Regions from separate parts of the Mus musculus genome. Here all the other regions are linked to region 3. Evidence: chromatin loops called from intact Hi-C (ENCODE). Cell type or tissue: gastrocnemius. All regions are shown on one strand. Region 1 overlaps Nup93 (nucleoporin 93). Region 2 overlaps Nup93 (nucleoporin 93). Region 3 holds the start of Nup93 (nucleoporin 93).

Evidence for each region. Peaks named below come from ENCODE experiments on the same cell type or tissue, not always from the same donor. Only the 100,000 strongest peaks of a DNase experiment are listed, where the experiment ranks them.
Region 1: it touches region 3 in a loop (2.2-fold over the local background); 7 of 42 quality-filtered maps call a loop at or near these places.
Region 2: a loop joins it to region 3, with 2.6 times the contacts of the local background. A loop is called at or near these places in 7 of 42 quality-filtered maps.

Annotation. Positions count from the first base shown.
Region 1 is chr8:94,263,124-94,268,123 of GRCm38, forward strand. The region is part of intron 3 of Nup93 (nucleoporin 93); the gene reads left to right. Among named protein-coding and RNA genes, the nearest start is that of Nup93, 51 kb to the left of the region's middle. In gastrocnemius, no CTCF peak of the experiment used is centred here; no DNase peak of the experiment used is centred here; H3K4me3 peaks cover 772 bases; H3K27ac peaks cover 773 bases.
Region 2 is chr8:94,271,679-94,276,678 of GRCm38, forward strand. All of the region lies in intron 3 of Nup93 (nucleoporin 93), which reads left to right. Among named protein-coding and RNA genes, the nearest start is that of Mir138-2, 50 kb to the right of the region's middle. In gastrocnemius, a CTCF peak has its summit at 2,583 (motif pointing left); no DNase peak of the experiment used is centred here.
Region 3 is chr8:94,211,899-94,216,898 of GRCm38, forward strand. Nup93 (nucleoporin 93) reads left to right here and starts at 2,666. Exons shown (of 22, transcript NM_001357266.1): 1 at 2,666-2,733. In gastrocnemius, CTCF peaks have their summits at 2,444 and 2,644; DNase peaks (open chromatin) are centred at 2,123, 2,585 and 2,918; H3K4me3 peaks cover 1,571 bases; H3K27ac peaks cover 1,570 bases.

The DNA.
Region 1 (5,000 bases), 51 kb after region 3:
TTTTCTCTAGAGAGTCAGGACTAATGGTCCCACAACAGGATCAAGCTGCCAGCTGAGTGAGGGTGCTGCGAACTTCTGAATGCCCTGGGAGTTCTGAGGTGGAAGAGGCAATAACGAGTTCTGGGGAGGCTGAGAAGAATCTGTGGAGTAATTAGTATTTGAGTAGGCTTTGAGAGATAAAAATGGGTTCAGCTTGCAGAAAGTGAGAGAGGTGGATAATAGAGTCATACAAAAGCCAGGAAGGGGAACTTACAAGTGATGTGCTAAGTGTTCTTTTGCTTGTACATATGTTTGTGCATGAATGCATAAAGTGTTATAGATGAAATGCCTGCCAAGGAGTGGAATGTAGGCAGCAGGTACTATAAGTCTGAGAGCAGGTAAATACTAAGAAGAAATAAAGGAGGGTTACCCTATTGTAATCTCAGCTACCCAGATACTTGAGGCAGGAAGATAGTGCTTAAGGTCAGCTTAGGCTACATGATGAGTGAGACCTGCCATAAAAATTAAAATAGGATGTACCCTCTAGCAATATTGCTCCATCTTCCCACCAACCCAGTGAACCTGGCAAAACAGAGTCCACCCAGTTTTGGGTAATGTGCTTGTGGTCGTTGTGCATGTAGAACTTCTTCACAGTCATTTACATGAATGTGATTTTATCTGACGATGCTTATAATTCTGTATGAACTATAGAATTTCAGTGGCTTTCTTTTCTGTTCTACAGTATTATCATTTATATTATCTAATGTTAACACTTATTAGCATATTGTTAATACTATGTCCCCCCTTTTTCATTTGCTTGTTTGAGATAGTCTTTTTAAAAAGATTATTGATCTCTAAATGTGTGTGTTTATGTGCCTGGTGGCTTTATATTCATCACATGAATGCAGGTGGCCATGAAGGTGAGAGTGTCAGATCTCCTGTGGTGGAGTTATAGACTGTGGTGAGCAGCCTGATACACTTTGGAAGCACATTAAGGGAGGGCTCTTAACCACCGAGTCCCCTTCCCACTCCAGGATAAGGTCTTGTATGGAGCTTAAACTGGCTTTGAGCTCACTGTATGTTTAGCTTAGGCTGTCTTTTAGATTTGAAATCCTTATGCTTCTGCCTCGCAATGCCGTGGTTGTAAGTATGAATCAACATTGTCAGTTTTGCTTGTTTTTAGTGTCTAGGACTAAATTTAAAAAATGGATGACCTCATAGACATTTAAGGATGGGTTGGGGGCTGGAGAGATGGCTCAGTGGTTAAGAGCACTGACTGCTTTTCCAGAAGTCCTGAGTTCAATTCCCAGCAACCACATGGTGGCTCACAACCATCTGTAATGGGATCCATGCCCTCTTCCAGTGTGTCTGAAGAGAGCAATAGTGTACTCATAATACATAAAATAAATAAATCTTTAAAAAGAATGGATTTGTTTGTGTTTGGCTAGTGACACACGTAGAGATCCTTCTTTTTTTGTAAGTGGTACCTTCGCAGTGCTTTTCTGACCTCCACATTCAGACATTTAGTCTGAAGGCAAATTAGCTACACCTCTGTCTCTTCTGCCTTGGAGGTCTTTTCTGCCAAAGTGTTCTGCAGTCCTGAGCTGAGAGCTTCTTGCCTGGTTTCTTTAAAAATTTTCATGGATTGAGGGGGGAAAAGGCTCTGACCTGGTTTAGAATTTATTTTGATATGAAGAAATATCCTCTTAATTTGCGGGTGGGGTTAGTAAAGAGTAAAAAGGCCTTACAGACTCAGTGCAGTGAGATTTTTGCTTTTAAGTAAACAAAGAGTGTCCTCACTTTCCTGTATGTCAGATTCTGTACCAGTGAGCTATTTTGACTTTTACCACACTTGGGTATTTGGGCTCTTTTTTTCTTGCATCTTCCATTTCCAGACAGAATCCTTATTGCTACATGTCTGCTATGCTCAATACAGTATTTATTTGATAAAAGACAAATGAGTTTGCTTCTTGTTCTGGTTCAGAGAGAAGTCCCCCAGGATTGTCTTTTGTTCAGTAATTGGAGCCTAAGCTGAGCCTGGTTAATTTCAAAGCCACCCCCACCACATGATCCTGCCTTCCTCCTTGTGCAGTTCTGAGCTGTTGGTGGTACCTTGTATTGGGTCTGGAATAAAAACTTGAATTGTTGAATGTCAGCAACAACTATTGTGACATCTGCTATGGCACTGAATAGCACTGTTGGTGCAGTTAATTTTAAATTAGGATCAGAAAATCAGAAAGCTTTTCAAGTTTACAGCCCTTGTCAGCAACATGCACCTCTAAGTTAGGTATTTGCTGCTGTCGCAAAGATGGGCATTCCTGGGCTGCTTTCTATGTCAGTATCATAAGTTCTTTCCTTGTCTGACTCAGCTTTCTGACACCAGTCGGAGTGTGCTCCTGTGTTCATTCCTTTTGTTGAAGGCTTTGATTTGTTTTTATGAGATAGAAAAGTCAGAAGCAGCTCAATTCTGTGTATTTAATTGACAGAAGTTTTGATGTAAGAAATATATGAATTATAAGTTTGTTTGGTTTTTTTAGCACCAAAGTCTATGACTTGGTTCTGTTTCTTAAAATACAAATTTTGATGATAGAATAAACAACCTTAAATATCCAAACTCTGGATGCTAAGTGGCCAAATTAATATTTATATAAAAGTACATTATGAAATTGGCATGTATCCTGTATCACTCACGTTCTGTAACTGTAGGTTCTGGGTTTGCAGACAGCAGATTACACTCCCAGGTTCTCTGATGTCGATTTGAAGAGGGAATGCGCTTTCGTTTCTTTTCTTTCCCGTGTGTGCCCTTTCACTGATCTGACTTTAACCATCGTGGTATGGTTTCATCTTTGCTATTTTATAAAAACATTCTTGTAGTCGCACACTTATTTGCTGCATTGAGTTTTCTTTTATTACCGTGAAAAACATCCGTATCTTGATCTTTAATTTCTAGGATGTATGTTAAACATATGGGAAAAAAGTACCCCTTTCTGACAAGCACCTTAAAAATTGTTGCAGTAGAATGGGGACATTCATTACATACACATCATATGTTTTCCCCCGAAATGTTGTACTAAGAAGTGACAGTTGAGCTGAGCATATGTTAATAAAAACCCTGCATTTTCCTGTGTCACTGACAGTTTCACTGGCGGGATATTCCTGAAATGCAAATAACCTCTGTTCTGTTCAAAGATATAATTAACCCGAGTAACTGTTTAATATCAAAATCTTTTAACTACTAAGAGACCAAGCATTTAAGATGGGAATTTACTGTTCTCTCTGAAGGGCAGTGCAGTTGACAAGGGCATGGTGCCTGAGATAATCCTGCACATTGGAGCTACATATTCTGTAGACTAAAATAGCAGAATCTGCCCGCTGCTGTATAAAGTCTTTTAACTACCATTTATTTTAGCATCATGACATGTGCAGATTTCTGCTGCTCAGTTAAGGGACCAGCTTTGCACAACTGGTGTAGCAATCTGTGGCCACAGCACTGCATCACAATGCAGCAAATGCATTTTCCACTTTAACCGAACATGACAGAGAAGTGATTATTAGCCATGCAAGATGTCGGAAGTAATCAGAAATTCACATCAGAGAAATTGGAGTGGCTTGGGTTGAAGGAAAAAGTATCCTGGCATTCCTTGCCTACATGTTGTCTCTCCCCCTCTTTAATCTTAACTTGGTACAGTCCGTTAACAATAAAATACCCTTCTGTAACCTATAAACTGTTACTCCCATCAGTTTGTGCTTGCAAACTGAGAGCTGACTTTTCTGATTTTGTGTGGAGCATGCTCTTGTGATGGCAGTGCTCTGTGCAGGGTCCTGCCGTGCACCCCATTTAAGAGGATGCGACAGTCTCATTGTCTAATTGGACTCTAGTGCTTTAGTCAGATTAGCACTTGCAGAGAGCTTGGATTTTTTTTCCCCCTTTTTTCTTTCCTCTCTTTCTCTCCTCTCTCTCTTCCTCCTCCCACCAGACTTTTCAATCCAGGCAGTTTAGGGTGGGAAGCCTTGAGCACTGGAGCCGGCAGCACTCGCCCTGCTAGAAGGGTAGGAGAGCTGCAGTGACTGACTGGATCGCCTTGCCGGCTGCAACTCCTTGTGTTTTTTGAGAACGTCAGGTAGGATTTCTTGTCTCATAAAGAAATTAAGATAAATGTGCCCTGGTGTTAGAATGACAACACATTGCAATGTCTTTGAAAGGTAAGGTCTTGGTTTGTGTGGAATTTTGAGATAAATTTTGTAGTGCTTAACTCATTTTTGTAGAAAAAGTATTCAATTCTTCTAAGAATCACTTAGATTTTTGCCTTGCCATTTTAATGTTTTGCTTAAAAGCAAAAAATTGTTTGGGTGGGGCAAAGATCTGCCTGAAGATTTAAAGAACTGGTTTATTTTTATTTTTTATTTTTATTTTTTTGAATTTCATTTTTAAGTAGCAAATAGTGTAGACTTTCTTTAAGATTTTTTTTTAAGAGCTAAGTGAACCACAGGATTTGTATGTGAAATATGAAGTTAGAATTCCTCTCTCTCTCTCTCTCTCTCTCTCTCTCCAACCAGTTCCTTCTTTAGAATTTAGGTGTGTGTGTGTGTGTATGTGTATGTGTGTATTCGTTCATAGAATCTCATAAGTTGGGTTTCTTGTGTTAGGAAAAAAAAATACTGTCAGAGATTGGAATTATCTCACAGGGAATGGTTTAGTATAAGATTTTAAATGAGAAAAATTAAATATTAGTACCTAACATAAATTCTTAATAGCTATCAGTTATTGGCAATTAAGAAAGTATTTTTAATTTCTTAAATTCCAATTGAGAACTGTATAGGTCTTGCATATACATGTATTTCAGATTTTTATGATGTTTATAAGTAAAATAAAAACTTCCTAAGTCATGTAAACAGTGTTTAGAAAATAACAAGATAATAATAATGTTTTCTATAAATAACACTTAATAGCTTGATATCAGAAATAACTAGTTTTAGTTCAACATTAAATCAGTTCATTGTCATGCTTTTAAAAACAATAA
Region 2 (5,000 bases), 60 kb after region 3:
CTGCAGCTGTGTCTATGATGACTGGGCTGAGTGGTGCATTCCCCAGCATTCCTTGGCTCTAACAGAGTAAAGTCGAAAGGTTTCCAGCCTTAATAAAGAGGTTTAGGAGAGAGTAAAACTCTAAGCATGGTTAACAAAGCTCTGACAAATTACACTTAAAACACTGTGAAATCAGAGAAAATGTCTTTGGTTGGTTGTTTCCAATTTTTTGAAAAATGAATTTTTGAGTATGAAGGGACTGCAGTGAAAACAAGGCTTACTTCTGTGACACCCATGCTGGCTTGTGCTCAGACCCGTCAGCAGAAGCATGGCTGCAGAGCAGGAGAGGCTGCAGAGCATCCTTGACTGCATTGTGAATGACTGACAGTGGGTACCAGCTGGGAATTAATATGAGCGTGGCTCCTAAACACTGTCCTTACAGCGTTTCTTGTGCTTGCTAAGGAGAGCTCAGGCTTAATCCTAAGCTCCGTGGAAAGCAGGTTGCTGGCTCTCATTGGCCTGACTGAGACACACTTTCTACTCAACCTCAACTCCCAACTCCCCAACTCCCAACCCCTGGCTCAGTGTCCAAAGCTTGCTTTCATTTTTTTTCCCAACAGGGTGGAAGGCACAAGGTCAGATGAAGCTCAGGCTCCACTCCTAGTCTTGTTTCTTGTTTAGAGTAGAGACTACTTCAGTGGGTTTTTTCAGAGTGTATGTTAAGGGCCATGGAAAGGCTTGTTGCTTATCAGCTAGGCTATTATTGCTGTATTCCCATTTATGCTGCAGGGCAGGTTTAGTACCCAAAGCCCAAGATGAGCTTGAAATGCTTTTTTCGTCCCCTAATGAACCCACCTTGTTCCTCCCCTAGAGCAACCGCCCAGTTTTGAGATCCTACTAATGCCTTTGGGTGAGGAGAGGACTCTGCTGCTGCTCTTTGAAGCCAAGCACACAGTATACTATTAGTATTCATTCTATTTGCAAAGGTGAATTGAAAAAGTTCTTCCTGCAGAATCTTCCCCTTTCTTATGTCTCTATAGCAAGTGTGCTGAGGTTAAGGGGCAATTGGATGAAGACGAGGAAGTGCTCACAACTGTGTTTTCTCTTTGGTGCTACCCCAGTGTCAGAGCCGCTGGTTGGCCCCCTGCTCCCTTGATATCTACCCACTGTGACAGCCACATTTCCCCAGCAGAGAGGGAGAAGGAGAGGGAGAATGGCTAGCAGAGGGCCTGCTACCACGGTCTGTCACTCCATGCTGCATCATGGTCTCTCTCACTGGGTGTAGGCTTTGACATAGGGTTTTTTTTGTTTTGTTTTTTTGTTTTTGTTTTGTTTGTTTGTTTTCTTTAGAGACAGGGGTTCTCTGTATAGCCCTGGCTGTCCTGGAACTCACTTTGTAGACCAAGCTGGCCTCAAACTCAGAAATCCGCCTGCCTCTGCCTCCCGAGTGCTGGGATTAAAGGCGTGCGCCACCACACCTGGCTTGGGCGTAGTTTTTAAGGAGTGGTGTGACAGCAGCACAGACAAAGTTGTCCCCTCTCTCCAGTCCTCTTGTGAAAAGATAGTGCTTTCTATGGGCATGAAGGAACAGCAGGACCTTTTGGGATGTGGAGGGAAAGCAAAATCTGTAGAAAAGCTTTTTTTTTTTTTTTTGTCACCAATGTCATTTATAGGATGCCATTAATACTTGTAACCTCTGTATGGAGTCTCCCAATAACTGAGGTGTGTGAGTTATCATTCTTGAATATCTAGAAATGGCTGGTGTGAGATGGGATTGGCAGGTAATAAAAATGTCCCACTGCCCTTAAAAGGGACAGAAGAGGCTTAGCAGCAGCAGCAGCAGCAGCAGCAGCAGCAGCAGCATCATAAGCTCTAAGTAGCATCACTGAGATGCAGCCTCTAACTTGGTCTTTCTCAAGTTAGCAACTCCGTGTGATGCCTTTGTGCAGAGCTAGGAGGAGGCACCCAGTATTCCGTGCCCACATTATGTGAACAGGCGGGGTTTTACACATCTCTGCAGTCCTCACCACCCGACTTGCTGCTGCTTCGCCCATAGCTTTACCTGACTCTCAAGTCTTAGAGTTTGGGCTTTTGTTCTGGCACTTGCTTGTTTTGGGGGTGTGGAAAATAGAGATGGGTAATAAGGAGGAAATGTGCAAAAAGTGTGAGTGGGCTTACAGTAATGCCCCTCTTTAAGGCCCATGCTTTCTTAGAAGGCAGTGGTGCAGATGAACTGCTACTGACATGATTCTGAAGAGACCAGGTGTGTCAGCACCCTAAGGTCAAATGTTGCCCATGTGCCCTTTGTTGGTCTGGGAGGCGGTACCACCCATGCTGAGCATTTTTGTGTTTATTAGATCTCCTCTGGGACACTGAGTTCTCCTCCTGGGGGAGAATTAGAAAACTGCCAAGTAAACCAGTTTGAATAATAATTTGATCTGCCTTAAAGGATCCAAATAAGCATACAATTTTATGGCCCTCTTTAAAGCGTTAACACTTGAAGTTCATTTTGTTCAAAATACAAAGTGAGATTCGTCATCGTGACTTGTACAGCACTATGCCACCTCTGGCTCCAGACTTATCTGAGCATGCATCTGCTGCCACCTGCTGAAAGGGCCGAGAGGCTCAGCACAGGCTCACACAACAGCATCCGACTAGTGGCATCATTCTTGTCTGTCTGACCCTACTCTCTTATGGGGAACATATGCAGTCTATCAACAGATAATTTGACATTTTTGTAGAAAACAAGCAGTGGGACTTACTTTAAATCTGAGTTGGAGATTAAAGTATAAACGTTAGTTGAGATTCAGCCTCATTCTATATATTATCTTATCACAGTACTCTCTATCTGATAAAATGACCCAAAGTACTTTAAGACATTATGTAAATTCTCTAATTTAAAGCTTGGGGACTACCCAAATATAAAAGTGTCAGTTCTTTGAGTTTTATCATTTGCACTTGAATGATTCCTGGGGGAGTATCGGCAGACACCGTGGAAAGGGCTGCTGAAGAGCAACCATATCCACACCAGCGCAGAGGCCCAGCTCACTGTGGGTTTTGTTTCATCTCGGAATAAGAATTACTACTCTGTTTATTTATCCACTTCCTTTATCGCCATCCCCAAAAGACAGGGTTGCAATATATAGCCCTGGCTGTCTTTGAATTCTCTATGTAGATCAGGCTGGCCTCAAATTGACAAGAGATCCGCCTGCCTCTGCATCCCAAGTGCTAGGATTAAAGGCATGTGCCACCACTCCTTTTCTTGCTTATTTTGTCTTTATGCCTTTTATTCATGCCTTGGCAGTTCATTCAATTGTAGTGTTCATTCCTAATATCACTGTTGACTTCACATTAATATTTTGATTTGGGGGCTGGCTAGATGACTCATCGAGTAAAAGCATTTGCTGCCAAATCTAAGAACTTGAGCTCAAACTCTGGAAGCCATGTGATGGAAGGAGAGAACCAACTCACTGGTTGTCTCTGACCTCTGACCTCTACATGTGTCATGACCCCTGGCCCAAATAAGAAAATGTAAAATTTTAAATGTAAGTATTTTGAATGTTGGTTATTACAGAGTTCCTGTTGATTTGTATCTGTCATGCATATTAAATGGGAGGCAGCACCGAGGTTCTGTGCTGTCCACTGTGGATTTTGCATCTTGTCAGATACCCACGGGCTGTAGTGCTGTCTCCATTTGACAGCATGGTTGGCTGGTTGGTCTGTTGAAGGAAAGAGAGAATAAGGAGTGTTTTGTGTCATGAGGGCCATATCAAATATGGCTTTTCCTTTGTGCAGCAGCCTCTAATTTAATGCATATCTGTGTGAACAGCAGTGAGGAACTTTATATGTTCTTCAAGTCATGCTTACTTGTAAATGGAAGCTGAGACCTGTTTAAAAAAAAGCAGCATAAAATATATTTTTTAATGGCTTTTCTTTTCTGACTTAACTGTACATAGAAAATTTCCTCATTAGAGATTCTTATTTTTGTTTAAGATTTATTTATTTATTTCATGTATGTGAGGACACCATCACTGTCTTCAGACACACCAGAAGAGGACATCGGATCTCATTACAGATGGTTGTGAGCCACCTTATGGTTGCTGGGAATTGAACTCAGGACCTCTGGAAGAGCAGTCAGTGCTCTTAACTGCTGAGCCATCTCTCCAGCCCTAGAGATTCTTTTTTAAAAGATTATGTTGTATGTGTGCATGCATGCATGCGCATGTGTACACACGTGCGTATGGAGTTCTGAGAATCTGAACTCAGGTCCTCAGGATTTCAAAAGGAAGAGCATGTTTACTTGCTGAACCAGTTCCTCACCGTTGAGGAGCAGATAAGCTAAGAAATATGTCCATTAGGCACAACAGAGGTCTGTTTGCCTAGGCCTCTTCTCTCCTCTTCTCTGGGGTACTCTGAATACCAGAGTCTGTATTGACTACAGTAAGGCTCATCTTCCTGTCCTCTAGCTATTTAGGAGCCACTTTGGCTACTGGGTCCTTGAAATACCTACAGTATTGGTAGGAAAATGGACGTAACCTTGAAGTTCTGGTCTGGGTTATTCTCCATCAGGTACATCACAAGGCAGCCTAGTTCCTCTAGCAAAGATGAACTGGAGAGATGGTTCAGCAGTTAAGAGCACTTGCTGCTTTTGCAGAAGGCCTGGATTCAGTTCTCTGCACCCATGTGGCTGCTGTAAGTCCAGTTCCAGAGGAGCCCTCTTCTGACCTTCATAGAAACCAGGCATTCATATGTTAGCACATATATGTAAACACTCAGGCCTGTGTGTGGTTTATACTGTGGATCTTTTAGACTTATGATGTCTATGCTTCTCTACTGTTAAAAGGATTGGCCCTGGATGTCATTGAATTGCCCAATTCCTTCCTGAATGGGAGCTATTGTGTGCTCCAGAAAGCTGGAAATCAAAACCCATTCCAAGAGCCAGTGATGTGTCTATTCTGGGACCCTAGAAGGGCGGAGCAAATAGGAAAGTTGGGTATGGGCATATTAACCCCAAAGGCCTG
Region 3 (5,000 bases):
TTTGCCGTGTCAGAAGCTCAAGACTAGTCCGTTGTCATTTTTTTCTTCCTGCTGTCTGCCAATCCAGATGTAGAACTCCTGCACGCTGCCATCCTTCCCAATATGACTACAATGGACTGAACCTCTGAACTATAAGCCAGCCCCAGTTAAATGGTTTCCTTTATAAGGGTTGTCATGGTTACAGTAGCTCTTCATATAAATAAAACCCTAACCAAGACACTGGCCAACATCTGCTTGCTTTGACTAAATGAGTCTTACTATTGTAAATTTGAGGCGCACCGGTCACTACTCTCCTTCCCTACACAGGCAAAAGAAAGGTCTGAAGTATTGATTTTTGTCATTTCTATAGATCAGCAGGTCTTGAACTGTTGGTCCTACATATCAGATATTTATATTACAACTTAGCAGCAAAATTACAGTCATGAAGTAGCAACAAAGTAATTATATGGTTGGGGGGGTCACTACAACATGAGGAACTGTATTAAAGGGTCTCAGCATTAGGAAGGTTGAGCACCACCGCTGTAGAGCTTACTGAGCCAGAGGTTCTGAATTCTGCTGGAAAAATAGAAGCTGAGTTATTTTATAAAGAACTTAGTGGTGGGGGGCAATTGGAGAGTTGGCTTAGTGGCAAAGAGTGCTTGTTGTTCTAGGAGAGGACCCAGGTTCTATTCCCAGCACCCACATGCTGGCTTATGACTGTCTGTAATTCCAGTTTCAGGGGATTCAATGCCTTGTTCTGGCCTCTGTGGGTGTCTGGCACAAACACGGAACACATACACATATGCACACAAAAACACTTATACCCATGACATTAAAACAAAACATAATTTCTGGGGCTAGCAAGATGGTTCATCAGATAAAGACACTGATGGCAAGTCTAAGGACCTGAGTACACACACACACACACACACACACACACACACACACACACACAGAGAGAGAGAGAGAGAGAGAGATCTCTCTCTCTCTGTCTCTCACAAGCACATTAATTAAGGTCATAAAAATAATAAAATCTTTTGTGTTGGCAAGAAGTCTCAGTTGGTAAAGTACCTACTGAGCAAGCAAAAGCCCAGTGTGGAGGGTGGCTCCTGTAACCCTAGTGCTCAGGGGAGGAGGGCAGAGACAGGTAGATCCCTGGAGCTCACTGGATAGCTATTTATGCCCATTGGTAAGCGCTGGGTTCAGTGAGAGACCCTGTTTCAAAAAATAAGGCAGAGAGTGACTAGAGGAAGCCACCCAACAGCAACCTTTGACCTCCAAGCACATGTGCACATAGCTGCCCACATACTTCTGCACATACACAAATATATACCACAAACATACACATGCAGGCAGAAAGAAGTTCTGTGCAGCTATAATGCTAATCATTGTGGGCATCTTTGTATGTTAATTGTATTTATGTTTTATAAGCATATAAGGCAAAGCTGACTAGAACACTTTATCAAACAGGCATCTACCAAACTAGAATTATTAATGGTGACAACCTTGCCTAGGCCTGTGTTCACATGGTCCTCATTAGGTCAGGACGGTGACCTTCATTGAAAGATTAGACATGTTCGAGACTGTGCAATCCAAAAAGTGCCTCTTTAACGATTACAGGCTATTACGGGAGCTAAAGCAATGGCTCAGCATACTGCTCTTGCAAAGGACTTTGGGTTTGGTTCCTAGTACCCATGCCGCCTCACAACCACCTGTAATCTTACTCCGGAGATCTGATGACCTCTTTTGGCCTCCTTGAGCACCAGGACACACACACACACACACACACACACACACACACACACACACACACACTCACACACGAGTGCTTACAGTTAGCCCCACACTCTTTTACATTTGTCAAAACCTCCTCCTATCCAGGTCTCTCCTCTCAGCAGCTGCTGAGACCTGCAGCTTGCCTGTCCTGTTATTTTTCTCTCAAACTCCCAACAAAATTGTTTTCATTCAGCGCCTGTTTTCAAATTTCTTTTACCCACTAGACTAAGAACCTCCTGAAGGGTTCTTGTATATCCCAGTGACACACTTTGTTCCCAACGCGGCCACACTGAAGTAATCTCTTTTCTTTGGGTATCACCACTGCTTTTTTCTGTAATTGGCCAACGGGGCAGGTGGCCAGCCTAGCTTGCTTGTTCAGGCTGCCAAAAGACAGCCTTTTCCCTTGAGAAACTCCAAAACATGTTTTTATCTTTCACCTTTCAGTTGGAATGACACCTTTCCTGGCCATCCGACCATTTTTCTTCAATTAGTTTGCTTTTCCGTTCTTAGCTCTCCTAATTACTGCTGCATTTATTCACTATATTTTGTTTCCCTGGCCAAGCTGAGAACTGCTTGAGGTCAGGGATCTTGTCTGCTGTGGAAGTCACCGTGTTCCCTGCACCTAGAACAGGCCCAGGCACTTGACTGAAGCTCTACACCGAGTGGCCGAGCTCTCTGGGTCTGCCCAGCATTGGGAACTGCGGAAATGCTTCCTCTAGGACTGTCAACTCCAACCACGTGGGCGGGAGCAGGGCGGAGCTCCTTGACTTACTTGTAGCGACAGCCCCGCCTCCGGCCCCGCCCCGCCCCCACGCCTGTGTCCTCTTGCGGGTCTCCATAAAGTTCATTTGGCGGCGCAACGCGCAGGGGCTTCTGGGAGCTTACTGCCTCAGCCAATCAGGAGGCGCGGGCGAGCGGCGCGAGAAGCGGCGGCGGCGGCGTAGTGAAGAAGCCGGCAGCGGGCGGCGACGGAGGCAGGTAAGGTGTGTGAGGTGTGGGCGCCCACGCGGCCCCGAGCCGACCCTGGGCCCGAGTTCGGGGCCTGGCCTTGAAGCAGAACACCGAGCCTAGTTCGAAGAGGCTCGTGCTTCCTCTCTTGCTGTAGCTGGGCATGCCGGCCGGCGACTGCTCGCCGAGTGCTGTGACTAGGCTCTTCCGAGCGTGGTCCTCCCCACTGGTGCTCTGTCGCCACGCCCACCCACGGCTGCCAGGCGTCACCCGGCCTGACTGCCCTCTTTGGGGCGTGGGGGCCGTTCTTCTAGAGAATGGCTCTTCCGGGTGAAGGGGCGGCCAGCGAACCCCTGTCAACTTTAATCTCCTTTTACGGAGAATCCGACAGGATGCTAATGATTGCCGCTTCGGTTGTCTCACCTGTTTCTGGGTACCCTGTATCCTGTCTTCTGTAAGGGATGCCCAAGTATATTGGGTCCCTTCTGAAAGAAAATCACAGCATGGGCGGCATGGTGTCGCTTTCAAAGCGAGTTGAAGCCAGCCTGATCTACATTAGACCCTGCCCCACCCCTACCCCCCTAGATGACTTTCAGTACAAGCAAAGGTCAGCGCTTTAGTAATAATAACAGTAATACTAATCATAGAAATAACAACAACAATAGTAATATAAGCTCCCTGTAGTGAGCTGTAAGGCTTTTAAATAACGTGACCCATACTTTCAATGTCTGTTACACCCCACATTCTCTCCCCACCCCCAACACCACCGCAGGACATGCTTTGACTTAAGGGCTTTGTTCTTGTGGTTGGATGTCTGTTTTGTCTGCTCTCTTTCTTGGAGTCTTCACTAGGGCCATTAGAATCTAAGCCTTTCCTCACTCTTCTTGTCTTCACTGCTTTTTTTTTTTCCCCTAAGCATTTAGGTTTTATTTGTCCTATGTATTGTTTGTCCTTCCCCGACCCCTGTAGAACATGAGTGCCTACCTAGTACTTAAGTTTGGTACACAATAAAGTAGGTGCTCAATAAATATCAAATAAATGAATGTTACTGATATTATAGGCTTGTGGTGAATGAGACAGGCTTCTTTCTTGGGAAGACATCACACACATAAGCAATAAACATAAATATTAAAACCATGAGACTTGAACTGTTGGAGCTGTGGTGAACTTGGGTTCTTCTCCCTCCCTCCCTCCCTCCCTCCCTCCCTCCCTCCTCTCTTCCTCTCATTTGTGTGTTCTTGTGTGTCTTTTATGTATGTGGATATTTCTGTGGAGGCCAGAAGAGAGTGTCTGATTCCTTGGAGCTAGAGTTACAGACAGCTGTAAATCACTGATGTGGGTGCTGGGACCTGGGCTGGCGTCCTCTACAGAGCTGTAGATTTTCTTAACTGCTGAGCCATCTCTCTTACCCCTGAGCCTATAAGGTAGATGCATTTTGAGGTGTTTGTGTGTGTGTCAGAGTAAAGATCAGGAGGAGGTCCCAACTCTGTTATGGTCACTAGTCATTTTAATTAGCAAACATGTTTTTAGTTCTATTATGTGCCAGGCTTAGGTCAATGCTCAGGATTCAGAGTTAAATATCTGTGAACCTTCCTCTACGGGAAGAGATGTTTGAGAAGTGGTCACAATTGCTCCGCTAGGGAAGAATGCCTAGAAGGTTCAGAATAAGTAGGGAGGGCCTTCTCTGTCTGTGGTGGGGATGCTTGTGTGCTTGACAGGTACAGGAGCGGGAAGGGAAGAAACTGCCAGGCTTCCTGAGGAGCAGAGATGTGTCAGGGTACAACTGAAGAAGGAGGGAAGAGTTGAAGGTGGTGCATGGCGCTGTCTGTTTTACAGAGCACCTCATGCAACCATGTCACAAACTGAGGTTGAGGTGCCCCAACTGGTCTAAAGTGGGAGATATTTTGGAATGGCCACTTTGGCCACAGGGAGAGTGTGTTAGAAGAAATGGGAAGTTTTAGACTGTTGAGGTAATCGGGAGGAAGGCATGAAGGTCAGAGCAGAGGGGAACGGTGAGGGCATGACTTGTCATGAGCTTTGAGAAGTAAACTTGGTTATAGGCTAGTCTCAGGGGAGAGGGGAGCCAGATGGTTTCTGGCTAAATTGACTGTTGTGGGGACCCAAGGTGAGGAACTAGAATTGTTGCTGGCATCCATAGATCAGTCAGGAGTAGCTATCAGATAGACAACTAGAAATAATTGGTTTGGAGAAAGAATTGGATGGAATTTAGAGATGCAACAGTCTTTTTTTTTTCTCTCTTATAGTATGGCCACTTATAGCTATCTCCCCTTTGTTTC